Linked DNA regions of Homo sapiens: all the other regions are linked to region 1. The links are chromatin contacts, found by Hi-C or POLR2A ChIA-PET in ENCODE. All regions are on one chromosome and are shown on one strand. The core of a region is the stretch at or near the end of the contact, and the rest is flanking DNA. Distances in the headings are between cores, read along the strand shown. Region 1 holds the start of NFU1 (NFU1 iron-sulfur cluster scaffold). Region 2 holds the start of SNRPG (small nuclear ribonucleoprotein polypeptide G). Region 3 holds the start of TIA1 (TIA1 cytotoxic granule associated RNA binding protein). Region 4 holds the start of C2orf42 (chromosome 2 open reading frame 42).

Region 1 (6,726 bases), core at 1,434-3,933:
CAGCTCTGCTCATGGCCCTGGCATGGGATCCACTAGGCGAAGCCAGCTGGGCTCCTGAGTCAGGTGGGGACTTGGAGAACTTTTATGTCTAGCCAGAGGATTGTATATGTATCAATCAGCACTCTGTGTCTAGCTTGGGGTTTATGGATGCACCAATCAGCACTCTGTATCTAGCTAATCTGGTGGGAACTTGGAGAACTTTTATGTCTGGCTAAAGGATTGTAAATACACCAATCAGCACCCTGTGTCTAGCTCAAGGTTTGTAAATGCACCAATCAGTGCTCTGTGTCTAGCTAACCTAGTGGGGACTTGGAGAACTTTTACTCTAGCTAGAGGATTGTAAATACACCAATCAGCACTCTATGTCTAGCTCAGGGATTGTAAACGCACCAATCAGCACCCTGTCAAAACGGACCAATCAGCTCTCTGTAAAACAAACCAATCAGTACTCTGTAAAATGGACCAATCAGCTCTCTGTAAAATGGGCCAATCAGCAGGATGTGGGTGGGGTCAGATAAGGGAATAAAAGCAGGGTGCCTGAGGCAGCAGTGGCAACCTGCTTGGGTCCCCTTCCATGTTATGAAAGCTTTGTTCTTTTGCTCTTTGTAGTAAATCTTGATGTGGCTCACTCTTTGGGCCCGTGCTGTCTTTATGAACTGTAACACCCATCGCAAAGGTCTGCAGCTTCACTCCTGAAGTCAGTGAGACCACGAACCCACCAGAAGAAACAAACTCCGGACACATCTGACCATCTGAAGGAACAGACTCTGGACACACCATCTTTAAGAACTGTAACACTCACCACAAGGGTCCATGGCTTCATTCTTGAAGTTAGCGAGACCAAGAACCCACCAATTCCGGACACAGTAGCACAGAGGCTGTGGGTGGTTTGACTAGAGCAGGCCCTAAGAATGGTGGGACATAGAAGCCTCGTTTCAGGGGTTTGAGGAGTGGGAAGTGAAAAACTAGAGACTAAGAGTGCAGACCATTTTTTTAAGCCACTTGGTTCTGAAGGGAAGAAAAGAGTGTGGAAGAGGATTTGGGGCAAGGCAGGATTTTTCTTATGATAAGGAATCCATCAGAGAGGGAAAAATTGAAGTCTGAGAAGAACGATTGTTCCAAGGTGGAAGAGCCACATTTTATTTTTGATTGAGGGTCAAAAACAGAGCCTTGGACTGCCTTGCGGTCTAGAATGGGTGTGTGTGGGGGGGTGGGTGGGGGGTTGGATGGGGGAAGATCACTGGGTGGGGGGTTGGATGGGGGAAGATCACTAGTAGTTAAAAGCAAGTACGCAGCATTGGGAATGAACCAAACTCGTAGGAGGCACAGCCCACTCAGTGTGCGGGCCCGGGCGAGCTGCAGGCCTGAAACCCACCCACCCTCTTAGATGTGTCTGTGGGCCATAGAAATTACTAGGGTTGTCTTGGGTGTGGCCTCAACCTGTTCAACAACAGGTGTGCTGTTTCCATTCTGGAAACCAGTCCTCTGTCTTCCAGAACAGTGATTCTCAAATTTTAGCTGGCATCAGAATCCTGGGAAGGGTTTGTTAAAACACTACTAGGCAGGGTGAGGTAACCTAAGAGCTTTTGGAGGCCCAGGTGAGAGGGATCACTTGAGGCCAGCAGAGTTCAAGAGCAGCCCAGGCAACACAGGGAGACCTCTTCTCTACAAAAATACTACTACTACTACTGCTAATAAAAGCCAGGCACCGTGGCTCACACCTGTAATCCCAGTGCTTTGGGAGGCTGAGGCTGGAGGATGAATCACTTGAGCCCAGGAGTTGGTTTTGGTGAGCTATGATCGCACTCCTGCTCTCCAGCCTGGGCAACAGAGATAGACCCTGTCTCTGGAAAAAGAAAAAAAAAAAAAGCAAGTAACAAAGATTTCTAGTCCCCACCTACAGAGATTGTGCCTCAGTAAGTATAAAGTGGGGCCCAGGATTTCTAACATGTTCTAACGTGCATTTCTAACGTGTTCTCCTGCTTTTTTTTGGCCCCTAGTCCGCACTTTGAGAACCGTTGTCCTAGAGAAAACGGAATACTCCAGGAAGGTTCTGGAAGAATAGGTAATGGGCTTTGGCACTCTGCCCTGGAAACTAGTCAAGTCTCATGTTAATCGGAGAAGGGCAGCACTGTACCAGATACATCCTCTGTGCGGGTTGGTCCAAGATGACCAAGTGGCAGCTGACAAGCACAGCTATGAGGAAGGGTTAGACACAGTTCCACATCAGACCCATGGGAAAAGGGCAGGAGAAATGCGAGAACCTTTTAGAAGGAATGCTCCAGGGAGTCTTTGGGGGCAGTCACTGAGCTGGGCCTGGAGGCTGAGTAGGGTCCTAGAGGAGGGAATGGGTCAGGTTTAGGGGCTGGAAACAGCATTCGCAAGGCAGCACCAGCACCAGCTAAAAACCTAGCCAACAGGGAAAACAAAGTACGGAAACACGCATGCGTTCACAGTGCTGCGTGAATTAACCAAGCGTTGGCGCAAACGGGAAAGGTTCCCCGGCCTCTCTTGGTCAGGGTGACGCAGTAGCCTGCAAACCTCGGCGCGTAGGCCACCGCACTTATCCGCAGCAGGACCGCCCGCAGCCGGTAGGGTGGGCTCTTCCCAGTGCCCGCCCAGCTACCGGCCAGCCTGCGGCTGCGCAGATCTTTCGTGGTTCTGTCAGGGAGACCCTTAGGCACTCCGGACTAAGATGGCGGCGACGGCCAGGCGGGGCTGGGGAGCTGCGGCTGTTGCCGCCGGGCTGCGCAGGCGGTAGGTGACGAGCCTGGAGCTCCGAATAGGTGTGCCGCTGGGCTTAGCCAGCGGAGCGGTCGCCGCCTTGCAGACCCTCTCTCGAGGCGGGTGGGTAGTGCATCTGATGGAGCCGGCGGGTCCGCCCTGTCGCCGTAGTTGGGGGTGAGCCCTGAGGCTGTCTGTGCGGGAGCTCGGCGCTTCTGTGGCCTAATCCGGGCGGACTCTCTGGAGCTTCCTCTCAGGCTCAGAGACCCAGTTCTTGAGTCTCTGCGGTACGGAAGCTTGTAGAGACTGGCTGTAGAGCCAGAACGGAGGAGCTGTTTTAAAATCGTGTGCCTCTCCCGCCCCCAGGCCCTCTACCGGGTGCATTCCCTCCTCTTCTAAACGCAGAATCAGAATGTCACACAGAAGGGAAGAAAATACCTTGTCTCGTTTCCTCATTTTCCCAGTAAGGCCCTGAAAGAGGAGGTGACATGTCCAAGGTTACACAGTTTCTAAGTGATGGAATTCCGACGAGAACCAGGACCCCTAGATTCCCTGCACCCACCACCATTAAGCCCACTCTGTTCCCTTGTTTTTTCCGCCTCCCTGAGCCCTACCTTTGAGTTTCACCTTTCAAAGACTTCTGTGAACATTGCTAAGAGGACATTTATGTAGGTGTACCTTAATTTTACGTCTGGAGAAAATGGCCTACGGAGAGTTTGCCCTCTAGAGTATTAGACATTGTAGTGTTAATGGTGCTCTTGAAGTTTAAATGTATATCCTAAAAAGATTTAAGTTGGTAGAATTTTTTGTTAGTTACCTCCTGTGTTTGAGTAGATGTCTTCCTTGAATAATGTAATCCACTCTTACTTTAAAAAAACAAGACTTTAAACCTGTATGTTGGAATGTGCTTCCTCTTTATTCATTCTGCTGCCTTTTCCCTGGGCTGAAGGGACGAGAATATTATTCTTCTAGTGCATTTCCAAATTCCAGAGTATTCACAGATTTAGATACTGAGCTATAGAAAAAGGCATTTTTACCCCAAACCTTGAACTGCACTCAATTAGTAATTATTGGGCACCAATTAAATAATGGTAGCAGCTGCCATTTATTGAGCACTTACTGCATGGCCTGGCACTGGTTTAAGCACTTTACATGGATTCTCTGGATTATTTATGAGGTAGCTGTGAAACTAATCTCATTGTAGAGATGAAGAACTGAGGCCATTGTGCTAGCAGCTAGAAATGAAGATAGTTTCTCCCCTTAATGAGTATGCAGTCTAGCAAGAAAAATATATTAACAAATAATGACAGTCATGAGTGCTGTAATAGATTCATGTAATTTAAAGTGGTGTGCCGGGCGTGGTGGCTCACGCCTGTAATCCCAGCACTTTGAGAGGTCAAGCTGGGCGGATTGGCTGAGGTCAGGAGTTCGAGACCAGTCTGGCCAACATGGTGAAACTAAAAAAAAAAAAAAAAAAGCTGGGCGTGGTGGTGTGTGCCTGTAATCCCAGCGAGTTGGGAGGCTGAGGCAGGGGAATTGCTTGAACCAGGGAGGTGGAGGTTGCAGTGAGCCAAGATCACGCCACTGCACTTCAGCCTGGGTGACAGAGTGAGAAAAGCGAGATTATTTCCATCTCAAAATAAAGTGGTGACAGCTCTTACTGTGATCAACACTGGAGCTAGTGTGGGGAGTGGCAGTCAGGACTTCACAGATTATTTGATTCCCATTCAGTGTTGATTCCATTGTTCTCTTGAATCCTCGGTGCCAATCCTTTTATCTCTCCAATAGCATCTAAGAAACTCTATGGGTTACAGTCCCACAGTATCCCAGTAGTCTTTTGCTTATCAATGGCATATAAAGATTATTGAAGGTAGTAAACAGTTCATCTGTATTTTGTTAATACTTAATTGGTGCCCACTCTTTCTTTTCCACGAGAAGAATTCCAGTTTTGTGAGAGAGAGAAAAAAATGTGGCAGCCGCTGTTGCTTCTTGCCTATTTTAAGCAGAAGATAATTAGATAAATGTGATCTTGTGTATGATCACAAACAATTTTGGCCTTTGGAAAAAATTTTAACAGAAAATTATGACAGTGAAAGACCGTTCTAACTGACCATCATTTTGCCTTTAACCTCTAGACTGCCCATTCCCGGGCTTGGGCCAAGCTAACTTTGGGAGACATTTAGTTTATAGTTTAAATGATAATAGCCCTTTCCCAAAATTAAACCACCTTTATAAAGCTAATGAAAGACCACCAGGTTTGGAGGATGAGAGGAGCCTGAATTCTGCTAAGGTGTAGATGTAAATGATTACCAGCCATTATTCTGGCGGTCCTAAGAGTTGCAACTTCCCCAATTACTCCTGCAGAAAACATCTCTCTTGTAGAACCTAAGATTAGCCTTTTCAGGTTTTTGCATTTCTGACTGGTCCTGTGGCCCCGCCCACAAACGGGCTGAGCACTCAGGAGGATCATTTTCCGCACCCCTATGATTGCATCCCCAACCAGTCAGCAACACCCGTTCCCTGGCCTGCCAGTCTATCCTTGAAAACCCCTAGCCTCAGATCCAGAGAGACTGAGTACTAAAACTCCACTCTCCCTTTCAGCTGGCTCCATGTGAATTAAACTCTTTATTGCAAATCCCCTGTCTTGATGAATTAGCAGTATCTGGACAGTGGGCAAAGTGAACCCATTGGCAATTATAAATGACTCCTGTACTTAAAATTTTTCTATGGCTCCTATGAAGTGGCAGTGGTAATGGATAGCGATGATATTTTCAAGTAAACCGGATTTTAAAGTAAATTGCATTGGGATTTTAAGAATTTTTACTATTAAAGTCTCCTTTTACTTCCTTTTCCAGTAATATTTGCTTTCATTTTCTTCCTTTGTTTTCAGTTTGTCAAAGCCATAAAAAATAGCCAATTAAGTTTTCTCTGTAAGAGTGAAGTAAAGTTAGAGGCCTGGCGCTGTGGCTCACGCCTGTAATCCCAGCACTTTGGGAGGCCGAGGCTAGTGGATCATGAGGTCAGGAGTTCAAGACCAGCCTGGCCAAGATGGTGAAACCCTGTCTCTACTAAAAATACAAAAATTAGCCGGGCATGGTGGTGGGCATCTATAATCCCAGCTACTTGGGAGGCTGAGGCGGAGAATTGCTTGAACCCAGGAGGCGGAGGTTGCAGTGAGCCAAGATCGCACCACTGCACTCCATCCTGGGCGACAGAGCAAGACTCCGTCTCACAAAAAAAAAAAGAAAAAAAAAAGTGAAGTGAAGTTACAACACTGGGTTAATATGTTTCCATCCAAAAAGCATATAAAAGGCAGGGCATGGTGGCTCACGCCTATAATCCCAGCACTTTGGGAGGCCAAAGTGGGAGGATTACTTGAGCCAGGAGCTGGAGATCAGCCTGAGCAACATAGTGGTAATCCATCTCTACCAGAAGTAAAAAAAAAAAAAAAAACTAGCTGGGCATGGTGGCATACAGCTGTAGTGTCACCTACTTGGGAGGCTGAGGTGGGAGAATCACTTGAGCCTAGGATGTTGAGGCTGCAGTGAGCCCTGATCACACCATTGTACTCCAGCATGGGTGACAGAACAAGACCCTGTCTCAAAACAAAACACGAAAAGCGTGATCAAGATCGTTGGCTGTGTAATCCCAGCATTTTGGGAGGCCAAGGCAGGTGGATCACTTTAGGTCAGGAGTTGGAGATCAGCCTGGCCAACGTGGTGAAACCCTGTCTCTACTAAAAATATAAAAATTAGCCGGGTGTGATGGTGTACACCTGTAATCCCAGCTACTAGGGAGGCTGAGGCAAGAGAATCACTTGAACCCAGGAGGTGGAGGTTGCAGTAAGCTGGGATCGCATCACTGCACTCCAGCGTGGGCGACAAAGTGAGACTCAGTCTCAAAAAAAAAAGACGGGCCAGGTGTGGTGTCTCATGCCTGTAATCTCAGCACTTTGGGAGGCCGATACGGGAGGATCACCTGAGGTCAAGAGTTCGAGACCAT
Region 2 (6,726 bases), core at 3,056-5,555, 860 kb before region 1:
TGGAAGAATGTTCTGCCCAATTTATTCTGTCATTCACCTGCTTTCTAGTAATAGTTTGAGCCCTCCTGGTGCCATCTTCTGTTTGAGTCAAGACAGTCTTGGAAAGCCAAACACAGTGGCTCACACCTCTAATCCCAACACTTTGGGAAGCCAAGGAGGGAGGATCACTTGAGCCCAGGAGTTCAAGACCAGCCTGGGCAACATAGGGAGATCCCATCTCTACAAAAATAATTTTTAAGAAAGTATTAGCCAAGAGTGGTGGCGTGTGCCTGTGGTCCTAGCTACTTGAGAGCAGAGGTGGAAAGATAGCGTGAGCCTGGGACGTTGAGGCTGCAGTAAGCCATAATTGTGCCACTGCAGCGCAGCGCTCCAGCCTGGGCAACAGAGTGAGACTCTGCTCAAAAAAAAAAAAAAAAAAAAAAACTTGGCCAATCACACTACCATGTCCCTTTAATTGACCAAGATAATACATATTAAACCTGTAGCACAGGGCCTAACACATAATGAGCACGCAGTAAATGGAGGCCTTACTCTCAGCTTTTTCTACGTTCTTCCTTCTTGCCACAGGACCGCCTGGCCCGGTGCACCATGCATTGCAACGACAAAGCCAAAGATTCAATAGATGCTGGGAGTAAGGAGCTTCAGGTGAAGCAGCAGCTGGACAGTTGTGTGACCAAGTGTGTGGATGACCACATGCACCTCATCCCAACTATGACCAAGAAGATGAAGGAGGCTCTCTTATCAATTGGAAAATAAAAGTATTTGCCAGTGGCCATCAGGGCTGAGGGCAAGAATATATTTTTTATAAGGAATTGGGAATTTTAGTCTTTTAAGCAAAGTTTACGAATGAAGAAATGAAGGATGGCCACAAGCGTAAGGCATATGTCACTTGCCTCTGGACACTGGTTATTTTATGTTTCAGTCCCTAAAAAATGAAATGGAAAAAAGTGGTGCTAAATCGAGTCAGAGATATTACAGGAGAGTTTTAGAGCTTATTATTTCCTGTGGCCAGTGCTTGTCCTGGCAGTAAGGCTTTCCCCTGTAACAAGCCAGAGCCCTCCAAGGTACCAGACTCTTCTTACTACACAGGTACTAACAGGCTGGCAGGTTAGAGTTGGTGGAGTCTGAGGAGAGATATTTTCTCTTTGTTGCCAACATCCTGTTTACCAAAAGTGTCACCCCACCATCTTCCATAAGCTGTGAAACAAAATCAATGAGGTCACTAACTTAGAAGGGAAAGAAAGTTTTCTGGGTCTTTGTTTTCTTGATTTGGGGTAATTTATACAAGGGCATACAAGTTGATTTTAAGATGTGGAACTGGGAGGTAGACTAGTTTGGATAAGAACTTTGAAATGTTCCTTGTGGATCCCCATTTCTGGTCATCAAGATGTGGATGTACATTTCTTAAAATTATTACATGCTGCATCTTTCAGCCTGGAGACTGTGCAGAAACATGAGAGGTGATGACACACTAATTATGGGAAGCAGAATTACTGGCTGATGGCCCCTGAGGCTGTGTGTAACAAAATGACAGGACAATCTTGCAGTAACACTTTCCCCTTGAAGAGAAGGGGGTTTTGATTGTGATATATACTAGTATCTAGGAATGAACAGTAAAAGAGGAGCAGTTGGCTACTTGATTACAACAGAGTAAATGAAGTACTGGATTTGGGAAAACCTGGTTTTATTAGAACATATGGAATGAAAGCCTACACCTAGCATTGCCTACTTAGCCCCCTGAATTAACAGAGCCCAATTGAGACAAACCCCTGGCAACAGGAAATTCAAGGGAGAAAAAGTAAGCAACTTGGGCTAGGATGAGCTGACTCCCTTAGAGCAAAGGAGAGACAGCCCCCATTACCAAATACCATTTTTGCCTGGGGCTTGTGCAGCTGGCAGTGTTCCTGCCCCAGCATGGCACCTTATTGTTTTGATAGCAACTTCGTTGAATTTTCACCAACTTATTACTTGAAATTATAATATAGCCTGTCCGTTTGCTGTTTCCAGGCTGTGATATATTTTCCTAGTGGTTTGACTTTAAAAATAAATAAGGTTTAATTTTCTCCCCACTATTGAGTCTTCTTTCCTTATATCTGGGTGGTGAATATGTAACTTTCTCAGGATGCTTCTCCTTTTAACAGGTTAAATGAGTTAAAATGTCCAGAAGAGTGGAAATTAGTTGTTATGGTTCAGATGCAGAACTGGTTCACTGTAAATGGGAAAAACTTTGAGAGGAGACTAGGACATTGTGACTTGAAGTTCATTAATGTAGAAAAGAAACTGTCTATGAGGCTAAAAAGAGAAATTCATTATCTATGTCAGGTCTCTAGCTTCAACTAAACACTAATAGCAAGTGGTAGTAAAGGTACAAAGCTATGACCCTGCTAGAAAAAATTCAGTGTCTAGGATTTTGAGTACTAAGAGAGTGCAAAATATGTGATGAGTTTAAGTCTTTACTATCATTGATATTTATATAGAGCCATTCCAGAATATCAGGAATTAACTGAATTTTTGAGAACTATCCCCTATTTAAACACAAGGTATTCTATTTTGGTTTAGTCTTCTATAATTTTGGGGTAACAACTGGGAACAAGTCCGAGACCACTTTTTACACATCTTGACATGAAAAAAGAACACCTTATATTAGAAAATGTTTGTGTGCTGCACTTCACATTTTATATACAGGGGCAATAGCACATCAGTGAGTTCTGGAGGTAGTGTTTGAAAAATTTCAGAATTCCCAGGCATGCTGGCTAACCCCTGTAATCTCAGCACTTTGGGAGCCGGAGGCAGGCAGATCTCTTGAGGCCAGGAATTTGAGAACAGCCTGGGCAACAAAGCAAGACCTCGTCTCTACAAAAAAAAATTAGCTGGGTGCAGTGGCGTGCGCCTGTAGTCTCAACAACTCAGGAGGCTGAGGTGGAAGGATTGCTTGAGGCCAGGAGTTCGAGGTTGCAGTGAGCCATGATCACACCATGCTCCCCAGCCTAGGCGACAGAGCAAGAACTCATCTCAAAAAAAATTTTTTTTGCAAGACCCCTCAGTCAGAAATAGATTCAAATTCTTGGAGACAGACCCAGTCACCTTACTCTACAATGGTTCAGAGGCTGCTAATTTACATGTTACGGGAACCCTACTTGGTCTGACAGTATGCTGTAGGGTTACCTGCCAAAAAAATATAGAGGCCCAGCCGGGAGCGGGGGCTCACGCCTGTAATCCCAGCACTTTGGGAGGCCGAGGCCAGCGGATCACGAGGTCAGGAGATCAAGACCATCCTGGCTAACACAGTGAAATACGGTGTCTACTAAAAATACAAAAAATCAGCCCGGCGTGGTGGCGGGCACCTGTTGTCCCAGCTACTCGGGAGGCTGAGGCAGGAGAATGGCGTGAACCCGGGAGGCAGAGCTTGCAGTGAGCCGAGATCGCGCCACTGCACTCCAGCCTGGGCGACAGAGCAAGACTCCGTCTCAAAAAAATATACATATATAGAGAGAGGCCCATTCCTCCAGGGATCATTATCATTTGGTATATTGGTATATATGAAGAAAATAAGCGATACGATCCACAGACATGCGGGATTGGCCGGGTTTGCCCAGGAGCTAGAGACGGGACCGTTATCTCAATATCTCAATTTTATTTTTTAAATAGAGAAGGGGTCTCGCTATGTTGCACAGGCTGGTCTCGAACTCCTGGGCTCAAGAGATCCAAAGTTCTGGGATTTACGGCGCCCGGCTTTTTTTATTTATTTATTTATTTTTATTTATTTTGGCTGTTCCATAGACAAGAGCAGGGATAACCGGCTGGGCGCGGTAGCTCACGCCTGTAATCCTAGCACTTTGGGAGGCCGAGGCGGGCGGATAACGAGGTCAGGAGATCGAGACCATCCTGGCTAACACGGCGAAACCCCGTCTCTACTAAAAAATACACAAAATTAGCCGGGCATGGTGGCGGGCGCCTGTAGTCCCAGCTATTCGGGTGGCTGAGGCAGGAGAATGGCGTGAGGCCGGGAGGCGGAGCTTGCAGTGAGCCGAGATCGCGCCACTGCACTCCAGCCTGGGCGACAGAGCTAGACTCCGTCTCAAAAAGAAAAGAAAAAGAGCAGGGATACCCACCGGTGGAATACCCGTTATCTCAATTTTGTACAAGGAAAACGGAATTCAGAAAGGTGCCTAGAGGACGCACCCCTCCGTCCTGGCCAATCGCTGAGGACATAACCGGAAGCTCAACGATGACCGAGGCGCTGAGATATCGCGAGGTGAAATGTAAAAACTGCCAACAATCCATTGGCTAACGAGGTCGATGACGCCAGACGCAAGACGCCGGGCCTACAGCGGGAGCGTGAGGAAAGCCGTGCGTTGCGTTCCAAGGCATCTGTGAGCCCGCGGAGTATACACCATGAGCAAAGCTCACCCTCCCGAGTTGAAAAAGTAAGTATGTGTGAGAGCCAAACCGAAGTGGTCAGTTATTTGCGTCCTGCGAGTCCCTTGGTTCCCTCTCCGTTAGCCGAATGTCTTGAGCCGCTTCACTTCATTTCTTCTTCCGGTCCGAGGTCGCCGGGATCCCGGCCAGGCTCCCGCGCATGAGACGTGAAGCCCGCGCAGAGCTCGCGCGTCGGTGTGGTTACAGCCGGCAGCCACGGCACCTCCTTCCGGCCGACTAGTCTCCAGGTCCCGCGGTCTGGCCCCTGGTCACCCGGCGCTGTCCCTCGTTCCTTGAAGATCTCCAGTGCTACCTTTTGTTGAACATCTCGAATAGTATCATGTTCTAGATAGACGGCTAGAGGGGGAAATTCTCTGAAGGAACTAAGGAGGGGCTGGAAGGGAAGGAAGTGTTTTTAAAACTACGTGAGGCATCAGAATCCGAAAGCCACTTTAGTCTTAGCAAATGTGTTTGTAGGTGTTTGAGCTTTTACTTAGAAACCTCATTCCTTTTTCTTGCCTTCTTTTACGTTAAGCTTGAATGTCATGTGTTATCTTGCTCTGATGTTGAAACTATATAAGAACATTCATTTTTCTTTTTTTTTAAGAACATTAATTTTTTCTAGTCAGAGAAGGCTAATTTTTTGAAGTTTTTTCTACACACCCAGTAAAGTCAAACAACTTTAAGTAGGAGAGCCTTACTTTAGGTAGGACTCAACGTAAAGCTTTGAATTCCTCAAATACTTTTTGAGTGGACTTAACAGGTTATGTGTTTCCTGACTACGTTTCTGTTTTGCTTATACTTCCTGATGCTGGAATTCTACATGTATTAGTTGGATTGCACAAAGGATGCAAAATTTTTACAGGGATCAGTTTTTTCTGGCGTAGCATGTGGTTGGCTTTGTGTATAGTTAGTTCATTTATTACCAGGCCCATGGAAGTCAGACAAAAGGTAAAGTTCCTATTTAATAATTTTGCGGCCGGGCACAGTGGCTCACGCCTGTAATCCCAGCACTTTGGGAGGCTGAGGCGGGAGGATCACCTGAGGTCAGGAGTTCGAGACCAGCCTGGCCAACATGGTGAAACCCCCGTCTCTACTAAAAATACAAAAAATTAGCCAGGCAGGTGGTGTGCGCCTGTAGTCTCAGCTATTCCGGAGGTTGAGGCAGGAGAATCGCTTGAACCCGGGAAGCGGAGGTTGCAGTGAGTCAAGATCGCGCCATTGCCCTCCAGCCTGGGTAACAAGACCGAAACTCTGTTTCAAAAAATAATAATATTTTTGCATTTAAAGGTCCATTTGTATCAAAGCCATCTTTTGTATGAAAACTACTTCTATGTATATTTTAGTTAGGTCTGTTAAGGAATTAATTATTAAAACATAAGCCCAACGCGGTGGCTCACGCCTGTAATCCCAGCACTTTGGGAGGCCGAGGCGGGCGGATCACGAGGTCAGGAGATGGAGATCATCATGGCTAAAACGGTGAAACCCCGTGTCTATAAAAATACAAAAAATTACGTGGGCTTGGTGGCGGGCGCTTGTAGTCCCAGCTACTCGGGAGGCTGAGGCAGGAGAATGGCGTGAACCCGGGAGGCGGAGCTTGCAGTGAGCCGAGATCGCGCCACTGCACTCCAGCCTGGGCAACAGAGCGAGACTCCGTCTCAAAAAAAAAAAAAAAAATAGAAGTTACTCAGAAATTATTGTGAAAATTACTCTTTTTATCTGAAAGTTATTTTTGGTGATGTAAGTATCCTCTGGATTCATCAGGGACTGGTGAAATGGTGATTTTTTTTTTTTTAACAAAAAGACCATTCTCTACTTGTAATCTAAGATTTTCTTTCTGATTCATAACATAGTTTTTGAAAATTTCAGAGAAGGAAGCTAGTTTTAATACCTTTCTCTTCCTCGTAGGTTTCATGAATTGTGAAATCCGGTCAGATCTGCCGCCAAAATGACTTAAAAATTTTTTCTTCCTCTGCTTTCTCACAGATAGCATCTTCTTTTACACCATTATGCCCTCCTTCTGGTGTAGCATAACTCAGGTGTTCTTAAATGGGGAGTAGGGAATCTGGTGCTACCGGCTTCTAGTGAGTAGACACCAGGGTGCTGCTAAACATCCTACTGCTTATTCGACTGCCCCCAACAATACAAAATTAACTGGTCCCAAATGTCAGTAGTATAGAAGTTGAGATACACTGGCTTAACTGAATTCTTCCTTCCACTTCTTAAAATTTGCTGCCACGGTAGTCTTGCCAGTGACTGCTTTAATAATTTATCACAGTATGCAAAATCGAGTCTGTACTTAACCCA
Region 3 (6,726 bases), core at 1,445-3,944, 810 kb before region 1:
ATATTACATGCTTCCATTTATATGAAATGTCTAGAATAGGCAAATCTATAGGGGCAGAAAGACTAGTGGCTGGGACATGGAATGGGATGAGGGACAGGGAGTGTCTGCTAATTGCTACGGGTTTCCTTTTTGAGGTGAAGAAAATGTTATAAAATTGATTGTGGTGATTGTTGCACACACACCTCTGTGAATAAACTAAAAACCATTAAACTGAAAAACACTTTATATGGATGTCCCAAAAAGGTGTTTTTAAAACACCATCCCCATTAACATTTGTTTTATTCACCATCAAAAGACTAGTACTTGATATCTTTGAAAATAATCTGAAGAATGTGTCAGAGACTCTAAAGACAATTCCAAAAATGAAAAATCCAGAATGTATACAGTCTGAAGAAACTACTTTAAAGAGGACATCACGTTTTTGTTTTTTTGGTGTTTTGTTTTGTTTTTGAGGAGTCTTGCTCTGTGGCCCAGGGGCTCACTGCAACCTCCGACTCCCGGGTTCAAGTGATTCTCCTCCTACCTCAGCCTCCCGAGTAGCCGGGATTACAGACATGTGCCGCCACATCTGGCTAATTTTTGTATTTTAAAGTAGAGACGGGGTTTCTCCATGTTGGCCACGCTGGTCTTGAACTCCTGAGCTCTAGTGATCTGCCTGCCTCGGTCTCCCAAAGACTGGGATTACAGGCGTGAGCCGCCCCGCTCAGCCGACATCACGTTTTTCGATGTGTAAATTCTCCTATGTTTAAAAAATATTTCTACAACTTAAATAAACTTACATCATAGATATTTTCCAGTTCAACACTACAGATCTGATTAATAGCTTTTCAATAACTGCAAAATAGTCCATAAAATGAATGTTCCATCTGGGGGCAGCGGCTCACGTCTGTTATCTCAGCACTTTGGGAGGCTAAGGCAGGCAGATCACCTGAGGTCAGGAGTTCAAGACCAGCCTGGCCAACATGGCAAAACCCTGTCTCTACTAAAATACAAAAATTAGTTAGGCTAATTTAGGTGGTGGCGCACGTCTGTAATCCCAGCTACTAGGGAGGCTGAGGCAGGAGAATCGCTTGAACCTGGGAGGCAGAGGTTGCAGTGAGCCAAGATTGTGTCACTGCACTCCAGCCTGGGAGATAGAGCGAGACTGTCTCAAAAAAAAAAAAGAAAGAAAGAAAAAGAAAAAGTTCCACATGTATTTGGTGTAAATTGAATAAATTACCATAAGTGGCATTGATGGATATTCAGGTTACTCCATTTTTTTCTACTGTAAACAATGCTGCAGTTGTATCTTGGCACATAAATCTTTATAAATTAATTGTTTTATTTCTGTAGGATAGATTCCTAGACATAGGATTACTTTAGTGACATATATATATAATAAGCAATGTGAAATGCATACAGAGTATACTGAATCACATTTCAGAGCTCTAATTTCTCTGCCTCCTAAAGTTGGACTGAAGTTTATGTATCTTTTGACTTGTTTACTTTTAAGATTCTTGTGACCAATTTGCATTAAATAGCTGGGGTTTTTTGTTTGTTTCTTTGTTTGTTTTTTGAGACGGATCCTCGTTCTGTTGCCCAGGCTGGAGTGCAATGGCAAGATCTCGGCTCACTGCAATCTCCACCTCCCAGATTCAAGGATTCTCCTGCCTCAGCCTCCTGAGTAGTTGGGATTACGGGCCCCCACCACCACATCCAGCTAATTTTTGTATTTTTAGTAGAGACAGGGTTTCGCCATGTTGGTCAGGCTGGTCTCGAACTCCTGATCTCAGGTGATCCGCCCGCCTCAGCCATCCAAAGTGCTGGAATAACAGGCGTGAGCCACTGCCCCCGGCCTAAACAGCTATTTCTTAAATGCTTTTCAATGTGCAATCAATACACGGAAGAAATGCAAATATAAATAAAAATCTGGCATCTGGAAATATCCTCCCCGCGCTGAAAAATCTGGCTAGCACCAACGACGCAAATTCTTAATAAAATCCTTACTTTTTTAAGTAAAACTTTTTTTCTTTTTTCTTATTTCTTAAGTAAACATTTTAAATTGAAATTTTTTTTCTGTACAGAGAAAGTTGAAACATCCATTCCTATGTTTGGGATGAGAAAAGATAAATTATTTATGTTATTGGAAAACAGAAGATTACAGACTGTCAATAAACTTTTACTTTTAAATGAATAAATAATACATGACAATTCTTTTCACATGAGAGAACGTCTGCTTCTATTTCCTCCTAAAATACTGTGGCGGCTGGGCATGTCAACAGCGCCGCTGGTGTAGTGGTATCATGCAAGATTCCCATTCTTGCGACCCGGGTTCGATTCCCGGGCGGCGCATAGGCGTTTTGCTTCTCGCTCGCTAAAAACCAGATAGCTTGAAGAGTCTTTATATATCTTTCCAAAAGAGGAAAGATTTAGGCTTTTTACTGTCCCTGAAGGTTTCCACTCCCTCATAATTCGCGGTCGAAACACTCGAATCCGCAGCCAGAAGACAAAAAAGTTCACGCAAATCGTGAAGTAGTTAATACTTGCGCCTGCGCAGTCTGAGGCGTCCCTCGCGTCGGGTGGAAGAGCGGCTGCGCAACAAGTGAACCTATGGATTAAGGTGTAGCCGGGCGGCCCGGAGGTTGAGAGTGCAAGATTATTCTGCGCCTGCGCGGCCCGGGTAACTTTGCTGGCTGCTCCTAGGCTCCCGGCTCGCCGCCATCTTGTATTGGGGTTTCATTGTTCCCGCTGGGCCGGGCGGTTTAGTGTAATTGCCGCCGGAGGAGGAGGCGGAGTAACCTCTGGTCAGCCGAGAAACCCCACTATCCTGTAGCCATAACCGCTTAAACGATTTGGGAGGTAGTGAAGGGCAGGGAGCTGGACCTGGAGGCGCCGCCGCGACAGCAGCAGCCATGGAGGACGAGATGCCCAAGACTCTGTGAGTCTGGGGCAGCGATGAGGGAGGCGGGATGGTGGTCGTCCCGGAGGGAAGGCCTCGGCCCTGCGCCGCTCCCAGCCTATTGTTCTCCGTGGACACCGCGATATCGTGGTTTTTGTTTCCTTAGCATGCACCTGGATGCTTACAACCAAGACCCAATCTGTGAGGACGAGGTGAAGGGAGACGGGGCTCAACCCTCTCAATTAATCCCTTCACTTTAGCAACACCATTGCATGACCTTTGCTCTCGCCACGGGCCCTCTGTGGTCTTAGACCTGGAGAAAAGACTTTAATTCAGACCTCTTTTTAGAACTCGTCGAACCTTCCTTTTGTCCTATGCTTTCTTTCCTTTTCCCGCTTCTCCCCCTTTTTGATTAACCTCTTCTTATCTTTACAGCCGTCTCCCTTTAATTTTACTTTTGATTTCCTACTGAAATTCTTCCTTTCATTTTCTTCTCGGTGATAAGATTTTTTTTCCTCCTCGAGGGTGCTTGTACTCATTTTCAGTGCAGTAAACTTTATTCTTGCAGTTGCCAATTGGAAAAAAGCCAAGCATTTTTCTTTAACCTCTGGCTTTCCTTCTGTAGCACCCACCGACCAAAAAGCCTAACCAGACACCCCAAGGATTTGGAAATCTCACCCAGAAGGAATATATCAATTGAGGGGAAATGGATTTAATATTATTTTTATAGTCGTTTACTACTGTTGTGATTGACATGGTGTTGAACGAGCGGGCTGTAAATGCCCTAACATATTTACAGAGAATTTTTAGAGATAGCGTTAAATTACCGGAGCGTGGATATTTTCTTTGTCGTGTGGCTTCCCCAACTGCGTTCTTTGTTTTTCGAGGTATTATCGGATGAGTTGATCCTGCCTTTGTTGGCATTTCTCGGAAGAAGAAAAGCTCAATGAGTTCTTGACATAGCTTTTTGTTTTTCTTGGATGACATAGCTTTTTGTTTATATTCTTGGAATACTGGCAGTTTGAGAGCTCCATGCATTAAAAATGCAATTTTAGGTTTCTCTTTGCAGCTCTCTAATAAAGTTGCTCTGAAGTACGATGTAATTGTTTTTTTACCTCCAAAATTTTTCCACTTTTAAGTTGCTATTTCTTGTCTATATTGGAAATGTGGTTACACTTGTTTTCTTAATAGATTGTCAGTTAATCTGTTAGTAACCTTGAAATTTCTTTTCTCTATTCCTGAGGCTCAGAAAGTATCTTTTCAGTAGGACGTAGCAATTAGTGCATGACCTTTGTTTTAGGAAAGATTGTATCTGTAGATGAATACTCCCTAAAAAACTACTAGCCTCACGGTGTTGGTGGAATCTCTTCCCTCTTGCCTCTTAGCTATGACAGTCATCAGCATTTTGGGTTAAGGCACTGCTCGTGTTTTATAATGTAAACTTAATATTCTCAGTATTAGTTTGAAAATGTTTAATTTTAGAAACTGCAGAAGTATCTGACCACTTAACTTTTTAACTTTTTAATTTTGTTTTTACTTTTTAATTTTTTGAGATGGAGTCTCACTTTGTCACCCAGGCTGCAAGGCTAGAGTGCAGTGATGCGATTTCGGCTCACTGCAACCTCCACCTCCTGGGTTTAAATGATTCTCCTGCCTCACCCTCCCAAGTAGCTGGCACTACATGCGGGCACCACCATGCCCGGCTAATTTTTGTATTTTTAGTAGAGATGGGGTTTCACCATGTCGGCCAAGCTGGTCTCGAACTCCTGACCTCAGGTGATCCGCACACCTCGGCCTCCCAGAGTGCTGGGATTACAGGTGTGAGCCACTGCGCCTGGCCTGTCCTCAACTTTTAACTATTACATTTATTACTTATTTTGCCTTGTATCCCTCACTAATACACCCCATCCAAGAAACTCTTCCTCAAAGTAGTCATACTGTAAAAGTCTTCTCTTGTTTCTACCTCCCTCAACCCAAACTCCCATTTTTCTAGTCAGGCAAACCTTGACCAAACATGAGGGTACTAATCCCTAAGTTTTCCTAATAGTGTTTTTAATTTTAATGTAAGATTTTTGCTTTAATGACCCTGGAAGTCAGAGGCTTTTAATATATGTTCTTAGCAGAGTTCTTAGCACATTAAAAACACAGCCTCTCAATATATGTTCTTAGTGTGGTCCATGGTAAGTAATCAATACATTTGTTTAAGAAACTGGTATAATTGGCTGGGCACAGTGGCTCACGCCTATAATCCTAACACTTTGGGGGGCTGAGGAGGGTGGATCACTTGAGGGCAGGAGTTCAAGACCAGCCTGGCCAACATGGCGAAACCCTGTCTCTACTACAAATACAAAAATTAACTGAGCATGGTGGCGCATGCCTGTAATCCCAGCTACTCGGGAGGCTGAGGAAGGAGAATCGCTTGAACCCGGGAGGTGGAGGTTGCAGTGAGCCGAGGTTGCGCCATTGCACTCCAGCCTGTGCAACAGGAGGGAGGCTCCATCTCAAAAAAAAAAAAAAAAAAAAAAAAAATCTGGTAGAATTTCAAGCAGTGAATTAAGATTTTACTCTTTCTTGAGGATAAAATAGAGTCTGAATTTTTATCACCCACATACCTAAATGGCTCACTGGAAATTCCTTCATTTGCTACATCTGAGTGTTCGGCATCTCCATGTTAAGTTAGAGAATACCAGTATTTGATTTCTTGTCACCAATACTTTGGAATCATATTCTGAGACAAACTTCCCGAAAGTTTATACTGCAAGATTATTTTGAGGAGTATTCAAGGTACAGTTAATAAGTTCAAACATTTGTAGTGAGCATATGGGTGATGTATACTACTCTTCTCCATATATAAATTTGAAATTTTCCACAGTAAAAAAATAAAAATACGTGTATAGTGAGTCTGAATTGGCCTTGGTTACTTTAAAAATATTCAACTTGTGAACTAAAAGCTACACACTAGACTAGAAAAACATTGCTGGTGTTAGTTGATGAAAGTTAATTCCCTCAAATCCAGACACCTTAATATCCTTTGTGTGGTTTACTCTCAAATGCATGAGTGTTCTCTTTTGAGATAACTATACTGTTATTGTGCGGCTTTCCCATTTGCTAAGATGCAGATCTGTAAATTATAGACCATCTTTAAAAGCCTGCAGCTGGCCAGGCATGGTGGCTCACACCTGTAATCCCAGCACTTTGGGAAGCCGAGGTGAGTGGATCACCTGAGGTCAGAAGTTTGAGACCAACCTGGGCAACATGGTGAAACCCCATCTCTACTAAAAATACAAAAATTAGCTAGGTGTGGTGACACATGCCAGTAGCCTCAGCTACTCGGGACTCCGGAGGCTCAGGAAGGAGAATCGCCCGGGAGGTGGAGGTTGCAGTGAGCCGAGATCACGCCACTGCACTCCAGCCTGGATGACAGAGCAAGACGGAGCCCAATTAATTGCTATATACTAATGAGGGCCTTGCCTTTCTTCTGCTCCATGCTCATCTTTCATTCTTGTTGTCTACTCCACTCTCCAAATAGTATTGGCCTTGTAATTTGTATGAAATAAAATCTCTTGTATTGAGAATCAGACCTATCTTTTTTTTTTTTTTTTTTTTTTTGAGACAGAGTCTCGCTCTGTCACCCAGGCTGGAATGCAGTGGCCCAATCTTGGCTCACTGCAAGCTCTGCCTTCCAGGTTCACGCCATTCTCCTGCCTCAGCCTCCGGAGTAGCTGGGACTGCAGGCACCCGCCACCACGCCTGGCTAATTTTTTGTATTTGTAGTAGAGACACAGTTTCACCGTGTTAGCCAGGATGGTCTCGATCTCCTGACCTCGCGATCCGCCTGCCTCAGCCTC
Region 4 (6,726 bases), core at 2,269-4,768, 750 kb before region 1:
AGAAAAAGAAATGATAACAGGGGCTAGAAGGATGAGAGAAGTTAAAAAATAATTATTGTCAGTTGGCAAAAATCAAAGAACTATGAATATCTGCTCTAATGTGCAAATAGCATATAAATTCTTTTTTTTTCTTTTTTTTTTTTTTGAGACGAAGTCTCACTCTGTCACCCAGGCTGGAGTGCAGTGGTGCGATCTTGGCTCACTGCAACCTCTGCCTCCCGGGTTCAGGCGATTCTTCTGCCTCAGCCTCCCCAATAGCTGGGACTACAGGCGCCCGCCACCACGACTGGCTAATTTTTTTGTATTTTTAGTAGAGACGGGGTTTCACCGTGTTAGCCAGGATGGTCTCGATCTCCTGACCTCATGATCCACCCGCCTCGGCCTCCAAAAGTGCTGGGATTACAGGCGTGAGCCACCGTGCCCGCCCTTTTTTTTTTTTTTTTTTTTTTTGAGATGGAGTCTTACTCTGTTGTCCAGGCAGGAGTGCAGTGGTGCCATCTCAGCTCACTGCAACCTCTGCCTCCCAGGTTCAAGCGATCCTCCTGCCTCAGCTTCCCAGGTAGCTGGGATCACAGGCGCCCACCACCACACCCCACTAATTTTTGTATTTTTAGTAGAGAGGGAGTTTTGCCACGTTGACCAGGCTGGTCTCAAACTCCTGACCTAGGTGATCCGCCCACCTCGGCCTCCCAAAGTGCTGGGATTACAGGTGTGAGCCACTGTATATCTGGCCAAATTCTTTTCATTGAAAATGGCTTTAGCCGAGCATGGTGTCTCATGCCTGTAATCCCAGCAACTTTGGGAGGCTGAGGTGGGAGGATTGCCTGGGGCCAGTTCAAGACCACTGCCTGAGCAACACAGAGAGACCCACCACCACCCCCAATCTCTACAAAAAATACAAAAATTAGCTGGGCATGGTGGCGAGCTCCTGTAGTCTCAGCTACCCAGGAGGCTTAGGAGGGAGGATCAATTGAGCTTGAGAAATTGAGACTGCAGATCACGCCACTGCACTCCAGCCTGGGCAGCAGAGTAAGACCCTGTCTCAAAAATTAAAAAAAAAAAAAAAAAGGGGGGGGGCGGAGCCGGGTGCAGTGGCTCACACCTGTAATGCCAGCACTTTGGGAGGCCAGGGTGGGTGGATCATGAGGTCAGGAGCTCAAGACCAGCCTGGCCAAAATGGTGAAACCCTGTCTCTACTAAAAATACAAAAATTAGCCGGGTGCGGTGGCGGGTGCCTGTAATCCCAGCTACTGGGGAGGCTGAGGCAGGAGAATGGTGTGAACCCGGGAGGTGGAGCTTGCAGTGAGCCGAGATTGCGCCACTGCACTCCAGCCTGGGCAACAGAGCGAGACTCTGTCTCAAAAAAAAAAAAAGGAAAAAGGAAAAAGGCCAGATGCGGTGAGCCATCGTGTCCCGCCTAGGGATTCTTTAGTTGGCAATTGGTTGAAGGAGTTCAGCTTTGGTAGAGCGCCATGGCTCACTGCCGTAATCCCAGCACTTTGGGAGGCCCAGGCAGGTGGATCATTTCAGGTCAGGAGTTCGAGACCAGCCTGACCAAAATGGTGAAACCCCATCTCTCTGAAACATACAAAAATTAGCCGGGTGTGGTGGCATGCACCTGTAATCTCAGCTACGCGGGAGGCTCAGGTGGGAGAATCACTTGAATCCCAGAGGCGGAGGTTGTAGTGAGCTGAGATCATGCCACTGCACTCCAGCTTGGGCAACAGAGGGAGACTCCTTCTCAAAAAAAAAAAAAAAAAAAAAAAAATAGAGTTAAGCTTTGTCTAAGGACTCGAAGTCAGTACAAAGGAATGCTTACATTATAAGGGTGGGGCATCTGCTTTTTATCATGTGGTGCTATACCTGATTCAGGCTGGAAAGTAAGCCACACGATACAGGGTTAATTTAAAAACTCATTTAAAAAGATGTTATGGTTTGTAGGGTGTGGCTTAATTCTTGCCTTGCATGGCCTTTGGTCTTGTTTATTATTTGGTATTCTATTGCTACAGAGAGTCTGTTCTGCCATTCTTATAATTTCTCTTTTAACATTAATGGTGGTCAGTTGTGCCTAAACTCCAAAAGAGGGAGTATAAGGAGGCATGTCCGACCTCCCTTTCCACCCAGGAGAATTCAGAATTCAGTTTAACATCCCCTTGGCCAAGGGGTGAGGGTTCATTCAGTTGGCTGTGGGGCATGGGATTTTATTTTTAGTTTACATAATAAATGGAAAGAAAACTAAAAAGTCTTCTGGAAAAATTGTGTCCCTCTCCCTCTCTTTCCAGTTTAAGAACTAATACTACAAACATTAGTCCTGGAATGTTCCATTTCTCTTTTTTTATTTTATTTATTTATTTTTTAGACGGAGTCGCTCTGTCGCCAGGCTGGAGTGCAGTGGCGCGATCTCAGCTCACTGCAACCTCAGCCTCCCAGGTTCAAGCGATTCTCCTGCCTTAGTGCCCCGAGTAGCTGGGACTACCCGCACGCGCTACCACGCCCAGCTAACTTTTTTTTTTTGTATTAGTAGAGAGACAGGGTTTCACCATGTTGGCCAGGATGGTCTCGATCTCTTGACCTTGTGATCCGCCCGCCTCGGCCTCCCAAAGTGCTGGGATTACAGCCGTGAGCCACGACGCCCGGCCGGAACGTTCCACTTCTCTTATAAATAGTTGACTAAGGTTTCCCAATAGTAAATTAACCTGCTACCACTAGTAAGTAGCCAGACTAGGGTCAGGAGAGCAGAAAACCTCATTCCAGGGTTTTCCAACACAGTGGCCTCACCATGAACACATTGCACTCGGGAGCTATCTTCAATCATGAACGATGAGCATTTAGATTTATTCCGTGATTCCAAGGACCAGAACTAAGATATACAGGAAGCTCTTTTTTATCTCATTTTAAGAGAAAACGTTCAAGTGTAGTTCAAAGTGTACTTAAGGGAGAAAAAGTTAACTTGTCATAAACATACATGTGATAGAGGTGAATACTCAGGTGGGCAAGAACCTCCAAACAAACTCCAAATTCGCAGCTGACATCTGCTAATAATGTAGAAAATCTCGGGCGATTTTTTTTTTAATTTTCATTTTTTGTAAGGACAGGGTCTCGCTATGTCGCTCAGGCTGGTCTCGAACTCCTAGCCTCAAGAGATCCTCCGCCTCAGCCTCCCAAAGTGCTGGGATTACAAGCGTGAGCCACCACGTCCAGCAACTCAAGTCATTTTTGCATCAATTACCAGCAAAAGTCTATTCAGAAATAGGACTCTCTCAGGCCAGAAGGGAGTCAAGACGAGCCTTGGAGGTGAGCGCCCAGTAAGATAGGCCAGAAGCACTCCAACTCCAAGGCAGAGCCTGAGCTTTACAGCCGCTAGGTCGGCGTATGTTCTACCACCGCATTCCCCCAGTGTCTCAGCGGTCTCTGAAGGAGAGAACTAAAACTCCCATAAGACAACGCGAGCTCAGGTGGGCGGCCACTTGCCGCGCGTGGGCGGCTCTGACCAATAACGATTGTCGTTACAGCGAACAGTTTGGCCCCGTTTGTAAAAGGCCGCGGCAGGCGAAGAGAGAAGAGGTGAGGGCGGTCGTCAGCTAAGGGCCCCGGGGCTCGCGGGGGGTGCGCAGGGCAGGTAAGGGGGTAGTGCTGAGCAAGGACCGGGGCGGCGGTGGGGCAGGGGTGTAGAGCTCGGGTTCCCAGCGGAAAGCATGTCCAAGGAGCGGCTGCCGGCGAGGTGATGCTTCTGCCTGGGCCTACTTGGGACCGGAAGTGAGCGCTCGCGCGGGGAGGATGCCGGGAAGCAGGTCCCAGGGGATATGTGTGTGTCGCTGCAGACCCATCCCGGAAGCCGGCCGGGAGGTGAGCGTCCCGGAGTCGGGCGGCCGCTCCGTTGACTGCAGGGCCCCGGCGGTCTTCCTCCGCTGTTCCGAGGCCGTTGAGGGCTGATGTGCTCCATCCTCCCACTTGTGGTTTGGCAAGCCATCCAGCCGACTACAAACCCACGTTTGTGAGTTACCTGCTGGCTGTGACGCTTCCGTCAAATCTGAGTAACAGTTTCCTCATCTCTAAGATGGGTAACATAGTATCTACCTCACAGGATCGTGTGGGCAGTACATGCATAGAAAGGATTTAACACGCAGTGTACTCAGCTAGTTTTATTATTTATCCGTAATGATCATTTGTTCTTTTCCCCTAACTGTGCCTCACAAGCATGAAACAGAATCCACCAAACATTTAGGTCTGGGTAGTGGTTGGATGGAAACCCATCGCGGGTTAACGCTTCCAACACCAGTCCCTTGACACTCTCCCGCCGAGGAGGCTGATTTGTAAACTTGCTGAGAAGAGAATACCCAGCAGATCTTTCAGGTTTCAAATCCACGTTCTTTACAAGTTGTGTTAATTGTTTGTATATGCTTTCGATATAGAGTCTCTAGGAAGTAATACTAGTACATGTTTTAAAATTCAAATACTGCCAAACAGTGAGATGTAAGTCTCCCTCCTAACTTCTGTTTCCCAAATCCCATGTCGTTTCTTCTGATGCAATAGACATTGTATGTGTGTGTGTCTAGATAGATACATATGTGTATCTCTCGTCTTTTTTTTTTTCTTTTAAAAGAGTAAAACCAAGAATAGCATATTACAAAGTGCTGCACTTTTTTCACTCCACAGTGTATCTTTTTTTTTTTTTAAGAGACAGGGTCTCACTATGTTGCCCAGGCTGGTCTTGAACTCCTGAGCTCAGTGATCCTCCCGCCTCAGCCTCCCAAAGTGCTGGGATTACAGGCGTGAGCCACCACGTCCAGCTACTCAGGCCATTTTTTTTTTTTTTTTTTTGAGACGGAGTCTCGCTGTCGCCCAGGCTGGAGTGCAGTGGCACGATCTCGGCTCACTGCAGGCTCCACCCCCCAGGGTTCACGCCATTCTCCTGCCTCAGCCTCCCTAGTAGCTGGGACTACAGGCGCCCGCCACCTCGCCCAGCTAATTTTTTGTATTTTTAGTAGAGACAGGGTTTCACTGTGTTAGCCAGGATGGTCTCGATCTCCTGACCTTGTGATCTGCCCGCCTCGGCCTCCCAAAGTGCTGGGATTACAGGCGTGAGCCACCGCGCCCGGCCCATTTTTTTTTTTTTTTTTTTTTTTTTTTGAGATGGAGTTTCTCTCTTGTTCCCCAGGCTGGAGTGCAATGGCACGATCTTGGCTCACCGCAACCTCTGGCTCCCGGGTTCAAGCGATCCTCCTGCCTCAGCCTCCGGAGTAGCTGGGATTACAGGCATACGTCACCACGCCCGGCTAATTTTGTATTTTTAGTAGAGATAGGGTTTCTCCATGTTGTTCAGGCTGGTCAGGAACTCCCGACCTCAGGTGATCCGCCTGCCTCGCCTCCCAAAGTGCTGGGATTACAGGTGTGAGCCACCGTGCCCGGCCATGCCATTTTTTTTTAAACAGCTGTAAAAATATTTTATTTTCTGGGAAGTATTCCATTTTGTAGGCATACCATAATTAATTACACCAGTATCTTCTTGAGGGACATCAGGTTGTTTCTTATATTTTGCTGCTACAAATATTCTTCATTGAGTTGCCTTATAATTTCCCTCATTTCACACATGTGGGAGTCAGTCTGTAAAATAAATTCTTAGTAGTGTAATTGCTGGGTCAGAATATCAAATCAAAATATACTGATTCCAAATATGCAAGGAAGATATCAAACAAGCTCAAATTGAGGGACATTTTGTAAAATATTCGACTCTTCAAAACTGTCAAGATTAGGAAAAAGAAAGACAAACTCACGGACTTGAGGGGACTAAGGAGACGTGATGACTCAATGCAATGTGGTATCTTGGATTTGATCCAGAAACAGAAAAAAGGGGCAAAGTCTAGAGTTCAGTTAATAATAATGTGGCAATGTTGGTCCCTTGGTTTTGACAAATGTCCCATGTTTATATATGATGTTAACATTGGGAAACTGGGTGAGTGGTGTTTGGGAACTGTGTTCTATCTGCCACTTTTCTGAAAATCTAAAATTAGTCTAAAAGATTTATTCTTTTTTAAAAGGGAGATTGAGGCCAGGCATAGCGGCTCACGCCTGTAATCCCAGTACTTTGGGAGGCCGAGACAGGCAGATCACTTGAGGTCAGGAGTTCGAGACCAGCCTGGCCAACATGGAGAAACCCCGTCTCAACTAAAAATACAGAAAAATTAGCCGGGCTTGGTGGTGGACGCCTGTAATCCCAGCTACTCAGGAGGCTGAGGCAGGAGAATTGCTTGAACCCGGGAGGCAGAGGTTGCAGTGAGCCAAGATCACGCCACTGCACTCCAGCCTGGGTGACAGAGCAAGACTCCGTCTCAAAAAAATAAATAAAATAAAAAGGGGCATTAGTGGACAACTGGTAAAATCTGAATAAAGCCTGTAGTAGAGTTAATAGTGTTGTACCAATGTTAAGACCTTATTTTTGACAAATGCCCCATAGTTATGTGAGATGTTAACATTTGGGGAGTCTGTGTGAAAGGTAGGTAGGAAGTCTCTGTACTGTCTTTAGCTTTCCTATAAAAGCCAAAATGCAGTCGGGTATGGTGGCTTATGCCTGTAATCCCAGAGCTTTGGGAGGCCGAGGTGGGTGGATCATCTGAGGTCAGGAGTTCGAGACCAGCCTGGCCAACATGGTGAAACCCCGTCTCTACTAAAAATACAAAAATTAGCTGGGCGTGGTGGCATGTGCCTGTAGTCTCAGTTAATCGGGAG

The links. A loop is a pair of places that touch in the nucleus more often than their neighbours do. ChIA-PET counts read pairs that join two places held with the same protein, here RNA polymerase II (POLR2A). Pooled maps may share reads with other maps.
Region 2: a loop to region 1 is called in a map of sigmoid colon, with 7 times the contacts of the local background. The contact joins the promoter of SNRPG here to the promoter of NFU1 in region 1. A Hi-C loop is called at or near these places in 3 of 168 maps with a recorded cell type or tissue (B cell, naive thymus-derived CD4-positive, alpha-beta T cell and sigmoid colon), 4 of 37 single-sample maps with no recorded cell type and 11 of 50 pooled maps. POLR2A ChIA-PET finds 5 or more read pairs at or near these places in 11 of 52 experiments (CD4-positive, alpha-beta T cell, CD4-positive, alpha-beta memory T cell, GM10248 and 8 more).
Region 3: a map of naive thymus-derived CD4-positive, alpha-beta T cell shows a loop between it and region 1 (8-fold over the local background). The contact joins the promoter of TIA1 here to the promoter of NFU1 in region 1. A Hi-C loop is called at or near these places in 2 of 168 maps with a recorded cell type or tissue (both naive thymus-derived CD4-positive, alpha-beta T cell) and 14 of 50 pooled maps. POLR2A ChIA-PET finds 5 or more read pairs at or near these places in 7 of 52 experiments (CD4-positive, alpha-beta T cell, CD4-positive, alpha-beta memory T cell, OCI-LY7 and 4 more).
Region 4: a map of naive thymus-derived CD4-positive, alpha-beta T cell shows a loop between it and region 1 (6-fold over the local background). The contact joins the promoter of C2orf42 here to the promoter of NFU1 in region 1. A Hi-C loop is called at or near these places in 2 of 168 maps with a recorded cell type or tissue (both naive thymus-derived CD4-positive, alpha-beta T cell) and 14 of 50 pooled maps. POLR2A ChIA-PET finds 5 or more read pairs at or near these places in 6 of 52 experiments (CD4-positive, alpha-beta T cell, GM12878, activated B cell and 3 more).

Annotation. Positions count from the first base shown.
Region 1 is chr2:69,433,392-69,440,117 of GRCh38, reverse strand. It overlaps NFU1 (NFU1 iron-sulfur cluster scaffold), which reads left to right and starts at 2,683. Exons shown (of 8, transcript NM_001002755.4): 1 at 2,683-2,757. The coding sequence starts at 2,696. RefSeq lists an enhancer at 2,678-2,827.
Region 2 is chr2:70,291,319-70,298,044 of GRCh38, reverse strand. SNRPG (small nuclear ribonucleoprotein polypeptide G) reads left to right here and starts at 4,305. Exons shown (of 4, transcript NM_003096.4): 1 at 4,305-4,427. The coding sequence starts at 4,396. It overlaps LOC124906023 (a long non-coding RNA gene), which reads right to left and starts at 4,143. Exons shown (of 2, transcript XR_007086880.1): 1 at 4,113-4,143; 2 at 2,031-2,987. FAM136A (family with sequence similarity 136 member A) reads left to right here. Exons shown (of 3, transcript NM_001329752.2): 3 at 568-2,069. The coding sequence ends at 756. RefSeq lists enhancers at 4,144-4,623, 4,640-5,547.
Region 3 is chr2:70,244,596-70,251,321 of GRCh38, reverse strand. It overlaps TIA1 (TIA1 cytotoxic granule associated RNA binding protein), which reads left to right and starts at 2,694. Exons shown (of 13, transcript NM_022173.4): 1 at 2,694-2,917. The coding sequence starts at 2,892. It overlaps TRG-CCC2-1 (tRNA-Gly (anticodon CCC) 2-1), which reads left to right and starts at 2,261; the gene lies at 2,261-2,331. RefSeq lists enhancers at 2,298-3,112, 3,113-3,928.
Region 4 is chr2:70,187,811-70,194,536 of GRCh38, reverse strand. C2orf42 (chromosome 2 open reading frame 42) reads left to right here and starts at 3,518. Exons shown (of 10, transcript NM_017880.3): 1 at 3,518-3,564. RefSeq lists enhancers at 3,110-3,199, 3,220-3,279, 3,071-3,656, 3,870-3,919, 4,010-4,119.